Linked DNA regions of Homo sapiens: region 1 is linked to region 2. Evidence: chromatin contacts called from ENCODE Hi-C or POLR2A ChIA-PET data. All regions are on one chromosome and are shown on one strand. Each heading gives the region's core, a stretch centred on a gene start or an enhancer-like site at or near the end of the contact. The rest is flanking DNA. Distances are from core to core; before and after follow the strand shown. Region 1 overlaps MB21D2 (Mab-21 domain containing 2). Region 2 overlaps OSTN (osteocrin).

Region 1 (3,626 bases), core at 1,117-3,616, 1.6 Mb before region 2:
AAACAAACCAGAGCATATAACCATACTCTCTGACCTCACTATTGCCTCACTCCAACACCTCAGAGACACCCAGCTTAGAAGTGGTGGGACTTTTTTTCATCTCCAGAGAGGGAGGATATGATGGTGCTTCACTGGGAATGTGCTAAGAACATTCTGAAAATAGTGACATCCTGTAATCAAAAGCTTTTTGTCTGAGGGAAGGCCTTTTTTTTTTTTTTCCCCCAATCTTTCTTCTTCTTGATCTTCCAAAGGAGGTCAGGTTTTTCACCATGAATTCTAGGATCAAGGCTAGTAAATCTGTAAGTTGGCAGAGTTTTGTTATATTTAAGCAAAGGTAGAACAGAGACAATAGTAGAAGTGATTCATCTAAATTTTTTAGTTTAATTCCAGAGTTAAGACTGAAAATGATTCTTGATGTCTTAATAAATAGTTTTAGACCAACAGACGGTTAAAATGTTTTAAGAAATTAGATCAAATTGTCATCATTTTTTTCTGGAATCTATAAGTGATTTGGGAATCAGGGCCTAGCATTTTTCTGGATTAAGTGGAATAAAATTTGCAAATGTGCTTGTATGTTTTTAAGACTTTTTTTTTTTTTTTTTTTTTGAGACAGAGTCTCGCTGTGTCGCCCAGGCTGGAGTGCAGTGGTGCGATTTCAGCTCACTGCAAGCTCCACCTCCCAGGTTCACGCCATTCTCTTGCCTCAACCTCCCGAGTAGCTGGGACTACAGGTGCCCGCCACCACACCCAGCTAATTTTTTTGTATTTTTTTGTAGAGACGGTGTTTCACCGTGCTAGCCAGGATGGTCTTGATCTCCTGACCTCGTGAGCTGCCCGCCTCAGCCTCCCAAAGTGCTGGGATTACAGGCTTAAGCCACCGCACCCAGCTTTTTTTTTTTTTTTTTTTTAAAGACACTTTCTAAAGATCCCTGGCCAAATAAAATGTGAACAATCGGCCAGGCGTGGTGGCTCACGCCTGTCATCCCAGCACTTTGGGAGGCTGATGTGAGCTGATCACGAGGTCAAGAGATTGAGACCATCCTGGCCAACATGGTGAAACCCTGTCTCTACTAAAAATACAAAAATTAGCTGGGCATGGTGGCATGCGCCTGTAGTCCCAGCTACTCGGGAGGCTGAGGCAGGAGAATCGCTTGAACCAGGGAGGCAGAGGTTGCAGTGAGCTGAGATCGTGCCACTGCACTCCAGCCTGCGTCAGAGCAAGACTCTGTCTCAAAAAAAAAAAAAAAAAAAAGAACAATCCTCTCAAACATCTGTACCTGTGGTAGAAAGTAATTGTCTGCGCAATTCAAGGAACATTTCAGTCTATCCCAGAAAGAAATTCTGCCAGCATTGCATTTGTGTTCCCAGTTTGTCTTGCTCTCACGGTAGAACAGCTGGCACTTCTTTGTGGTGTTTGGTTTCCTTGTTTTTGTTCCTTGGCTGAGATGTGAAGGACTTGGGAGGGGCTAAGAAACCTCAGGAAGGTCGGAAAAGTAGTGGCAGAAGACACAAAAAGGAGTGGCCCCACAGGAGAAACAGCATGTGCAAAGAGGAGGCATGATAGAAAAGCAGTGGAATGGGGATGAGAAAATCTGGATTTTTGTCTTTTTTCTTTCTTCTTCTTTTTTTTTTTTTTTTTTGATATAACTGGGGAAAATTACTTCCTCAGTCCTCATGTCCTTATTTGCATCATAACTGGATTTGGGTTTTTTTGTTTGTTTTGTTTTGTTTGGTTTTTTTTTTTTGAGATGCAGTCTCGCTTTGTCGTCTGGGCTGGAGTGCAATGGCATGATCTTGGCTCACTGCAACTTCCACTTCCTGGGTTCAAGCGATTCTCCTACATCAGCCTCCTGAGTAGCTGGGACTATAGGTGTGAGCCACCATGCCCGGCCTCATAACTGGATTTGAGTCAGAGAATCTGAGGGACCTCAGTGTTGCTGAACTCGATTCATTCATTCACACAAATTGGCAGAGTACCTGCCATGTACCATGTACCTGCAGTGTGATTGGTCCTGCAATTCAAAGATGAATGAACTGAGATCGTTGACCTCAAGCTGCTTGGTTCAGTAGCAGAGACAGACATATGAGACAACCATTTGTGATGCCATATTGTGAGTGTCATGGGAATACAGGGGAGGATGGGATTAGCCTTGATGGAAAGAGAGGGAAGTCTGCAGGACTCAACAGAGGAAAAGACCTTTCCCTAGAAGGAGAAGAGGGTGAAGTTAGCCTGGGCAGCCAGGCTGGTAGGAGAAGAATCATAGAGATTGAAAAACTTCATTGCAACAACAGCGAGTAACACTATCCCACGCTCTAAAGTATTGACAACTTAGTCATGTCCTTTTGAGACACTACGTGCACCCAGAGTTCTAGGGTTGTTCTGAAGGTTGATTATGGAAACCCTTGCCCCACGTCTCCTTGCTCTGTAAGGCTGGAAAAGCATAGAATCTATTTTTGTGCTCTGACTTCGTAGCCCATCTGTCAGAAAATGCCCTTTTCACAGCAGGGTCCTAGTGACTTAATTATTGTTTGTGGAATATTTAGAAGTTTAGGTCAAGGATGAATTTCTGTTGCGAAACTGAAGGCACACAAATGAGATGTTTAAAAATGAAGTGGAAGTTTTTTGTTTTTGTTTTGTTTTTGCAGAAAAAAGATTTTTAATGGCTTGAATGTGCTGCCATAGTTGCGTCAGATTGTCAGAAAATTATGTTGTACATCTGAGAGAGAAAAGAAGAGCCTTTTGAGGAGCTGCGCTAAAATTATTTTTTGTTTAGTCTCTTAACTCTTTGGCTTGAATGAGTCATTGACTTTCCTTGCCAAGATAGGGTTAGCATTTGTTTTGTGTTTTAAAAGCAGGCCAAGGGATTGCCACGAGGGGAGACAACCTGAGCAACTGAAGGAAGAATTGCTAGAAATTGTGTTACAGTTGTTTAGTCTGAATGTGATTAGAAACAACAACAAAAATGACCTAACATTATTGACTTCAAAATTTGTTTTCTGCTTTCTTCCAAAAAAAAAAAGGTCTAAAGGAAAAAGATTTTACTATAATGTGTCCATTAAAATACAGGGCAAAGCTAACATCTCACAGGAAATGTTTTATTTGACATAGGTAGATAGCTATTGTTTGAGGGCATAAATTTTAGATAAAAGATTCCTGGCAGTCTATGCAAAAAAGGAAAATATGGTTGCCTAGCAACTTTTATTGATTGATTTAAAAGAGACAGGTCTGTCAGTAGATGTACTCTTCCCCCCGGTCCCCTTTTTCTTTTCCAGGCAGAGTTTCATTCTGTTGCCCAGGCTGGAGTGCAGTGGCTCGATCTCTCGGCTCACTGCAACCTCCGCCTCCCGGGTCCAAGTGATTCTCCTGCCCCAGCCTCCCGAGTAGCTGGGACTACAGGCACACGCCACCACGTCCAGCTAATTTTTGTATTTTTAGTAGCGATGGGGTTTCACCATGTTGGCCAGGCTGGTCTCAATCTCTTGACCTCGTGATCCGCCCGCCTCAGCCTCTCAAGGTGCTGGGATTACAGGCGTGACCCACCGCACCTGGCGAGACATACTCTTTCATATCCTTATTATGCAGATTTTTAAATATTATAAACATTGAATAGTGTAATTTGCCATCA
Region 2 (3,580 bases), core at 674-3,173:
GATGATCTGAGGTGGAACAGCTTCATCCCAAAACCATTTCCTCCCCTGCCCCCTGGTCCTTGGAAAAATTGTCTTCCAGGAAACCAGTCCCCGGCGCCGAAAAGCCTGGGGACAGCTGAACTAAAGAATGTCACTTTCTGACAGGCCCAGGAATCTCAAGTTATTTTAGGACCCTGAGAAGAGAGAAATTCACCCAAATTCATACAGGTGTGTACAAGCACAAATAAATCTTTGATTTGGTTAACCTCAAGAAGCTTTTGAAAGTCTAATCTGAGATTCCTTATAAGGAAAGTCTCAGTAAAGCCAATTTAAAAAGACCTTGTATGGCCAATCACATTTTTGCTGTACTTCATGCAAATAATCAGACCAAGTAGAATATATAATATGACTAAAACTTATTTTGCAAATAAATAAGGACTATGACTTATCTTTGGTAGAAATGGGGAAGTGGAGAGAGAAAAATTATCTTTCAAAAGAAAACTATACAGACACCTGTTGTTAGATTCTAGCCTTATTCATTGTTTTTGAGTTTTTATTATTTGCCTATAGTTTGGACTGAATCTTGAATTCTTTCTTGGCTACAAGTCTCCAAACTAAGGTTTTTAATTTTTTCTTCCATTTTTTTCTAACCTGAAATCTCTAGAAATTAAAACTGTGCTTTTCATAAAGCCCGGCAGACTGAAGTTAGACAATTTAAATTTTGAGAGAAATAACAGCCACTTATATGTAAACAACCTTCACGCCTGCTGATACGGACTTCTCAGAAAGTTCACTTGAAACCCTATTTTGTAACACAATTCAGAATAATCTGGCATATTGCCATTGCATTCTGAAGATGCTTCAGAGACTCTAGAAAAACTAGTCTATAGACTGCTCTAGACAGTTTTTAACCTCTGTTTAACCCTTGTTTTTTTCTATTTCCTTAGAAATACTTCTTATTAAAGATCTGTTTATCTGCATCACATATAGAGGCCTAGTCCAACTCCCATGCCACCTTCTGGAATGGGACACAGCTATTTAACTGAACTGATCTATTCTCAGGACTAAGAGACTGACTAAACAAGACTTGAGATAATATATTTAAATTTACTTTTTTCTGTTTATCCCAATTTGTCTTTCCATCTTTTGTCTATTTCTATCTAACAACCTCTAATCCAAATCTCTCCAAAGCTGTTAGTTTGGCTTTTAATATGTGAAACGCTTTTTAAGTTTCAAAGTGGGGATTGAAGTAAATAAAAAGTATTTTACTCCAAAATATATTTCTTTAACATATTCTGAAGTGATCCTGAAAATGTGTCTTCTGTGGGGGAAATTTGCATCTGTAGATCTGTAGAGAATTTGCATTAATGCAACCAGCCCTTCCCTTGTCCAGATCTAGGAAAGATTAGCTGAGAGTTTGGTACCTTTAAACTACTGAAAATAAACATTCACCATCTAAATTCTCTGAGGGCTGCTGCCAATGAGGTTTCATCTACATAACAAATCCACCTTTGCTAGCCAAGCCTCTTCCATTCTCTCTCCCATAGCCTGTCTTGAAACTATTATTAAAACCTGGTTGTGGTCATGCTGAGTCTGCATTCTTTCTGTAACCTTAAGATGTTATATAAGCATCTATACCCCCTGGAAAGTTGAGGTCTTCATCCTTAAGCCTCCCAGGTATAAATGTTAAATAAATTTGTGTGACTTTTCTCGTATGTATCCATCTGCCTCATGTCAGTGACTGTTAGCAAAACCTCAGCGGGCATTTGGCCCCTATAGTAGGCATCATAGAGCAGCTGTTCCAGACTTCACCTCGAATGAAGCAAAACTTCCATAATTAGATAGCAGTTTTACTTTTAATAGGAAGTGTTAAAGTGAAACCCGGAAGATGAAAACCCACAAATAAACCTGCTCCAAAAGTAAATCCATCAACCTGCACAGAAGTGAAACAAAGATTTTTGTAAAGTGCGAGATACCATTTCTGTTCGTCTTAGAAATGTATAACCAATGAATTTAGCATCCAACAATGAAAACTTAGCACCAAGAAGGCCTTTTGGGTCACGAAGAGAATGTTGGCCTATAAGTCCAAAGACCCGGACCCCAGATTTTGCTCTGCCCAAGAGTCTATAAAATTTGGGACAATTTCCTCTTGCAGCTCCATTTTCCTGAATTGTTTTAAAAAATGGGGTTGGATTAAATGAAACTTTATGTTTTTGAACCTCTCAGCTGTATTACTGTGTGAACAGTATTTAATGACTTTTAAGCTGCTCTCTGTTAAATGATACATCCCCTGTTTAATTCAAAGGAATATTGTTGACAGTAGATAAAAATATAAAAAGTAACTTTGAAAATTAGATTGGAAATTAGAAATATATTATCATCTCATGTCTTTTGTTATTCATAAACTACATAACATGAAACTTCACATGAGGAAGTAAACAAATGTCTGAGAGAAATCTTGGTGACAGTGATGGAAAATAAATAGAAACAAAACGGTCGAACAGGTGAACCCACAATGACTGATGAACGGGAAAGAGCAAATATATGATAAATTCTTTTCTAAATCGATTCTTTTGTGATATTCTCACCTTGAGATTTTAATATAAGAACAGTGATTATCAAGATGCTTAACAAAGTTTGCTAAGAGAAGGACACAACATACAAATTTGGATTTCACCCAACAGTGATTCAGGAAGCATTGTATTAATTCAATTGTCTTCATAGTTTGGTAGTTGCTGAAATTTCTATGGTCTCAGTCTTCATATAAAAATTCAAGGCTGAGCCCAGTGGCTCACTCCTGTAATCCCAGCACTTTGGGAGGCCGAGGCAGGAGAATCACAAGGTCAGGAGATCGAGACCATCCTGGCCAACATGGTGAAACCCCATATCTACTAAAAATATATTTTTAAAAAAGTAACTGGGCGTGGTGGCGCACGCCTGTAGTCCCAGATGCTTGGGAGGCTGAGGCAGGAGAATTGCTTGAACCCGGGAGGCAGAGGTTGCAGTGAGCCGAGATCACGCAACTGCACTTCAGCCTGATAAAAGAGTGAGACTCCGTCTCAAAAAAACCAAAAAAAAATCATATGAAAATGAGTTCTCTGTATAATTTGTTTAACATAACTCGTTGTGGTTGAACTAAAAAATGTTGAAATGGGTGATAATCAAGGGTGGTAAAGGTATATGTGGAAACCAATCAAAGTTAATTAATTTTATCTCACTGTCATAATGTTCTCAGAACATCAAGAAACTGGAGGACTCAAAGAGTTACTTGGTTTTTAAACAGCAATTAGCTAGTTTCTACTCAAATATAATGTGGCAATTTTTAACAACCTTGAAGAGTGACCATACTTGGTATATCTCTAGATACGAAGAAATAATGTTCAACCTGTTTTGAAGATGATGCTGATTAAAAGGCAGTGTTCTTGGCAGTATTCAGTAAGTTCTCTTGTATCTATAGACATTCATTAACTGCAGAGGTTCATTAAACAACTCCATGATAATGAAATTTATTTTAACTGAGTGATTTTGAGAACGAGAGAGTTGAGAAAAAATACTGACTATTTATTGTGGTTTTAGAGCATGAGGAGGAGGGAAAAAATGG

The links. A loop is a pair of places that touch in the nucleus more often than their neighbours do. ChIA-PET counts read pairs that join two places held with the same protein, here RNA polymerase II (POLR2A). Pooled maps may share reads with other maps.
Region 1: a pooled map shows a loop between it and region 2 (2.1-fold over the local background). The contact joins two enhancer-like sites. A Hi-C loop is called at or near these places in 1 of 37 single-sample maps with no recorded cell type and 2 of 50 pooled maps. POLR2A ChIA-PET finds 5 or more read pairs at or near these places in 1 of 52 experiments (A673).

The regions. Positions count from the first base shown.
Region 1 is chr3:192,832,436-192,836,061 of GRCh38, reverse strand. The region is part of intron 1 of MB21D2 (Mab-21 domain containing 2); the gene reads left to right. Among named protein-coding and RNA genes, the nearest start is that of MB21D2, 84 kb to the left of the region's middle. Within about 2 kb of position 2,366, at least 4 of the 41 ENCODE cell types and tissues checked have a DNase peak (open chromatin) inside an H3K27ac peak, as active enhancers do.
Region 2 is chr3:191,251,539-191,255,118 of GRCh38, reverse strand. All of the region lies in intron 4 of OSTN (osteocrin), which reads right to left. Among named protein-coding and RNA genes, the nearest start is that of OSTN-AS1, 19 kb to the right of the region's middle. Within about 2 kb of position 1,923, at least 3 of the 41 ENCODE cell types and tissues checked have a DNase peak (open chromatin) inside an H3K27ac peak, as active enhancers do.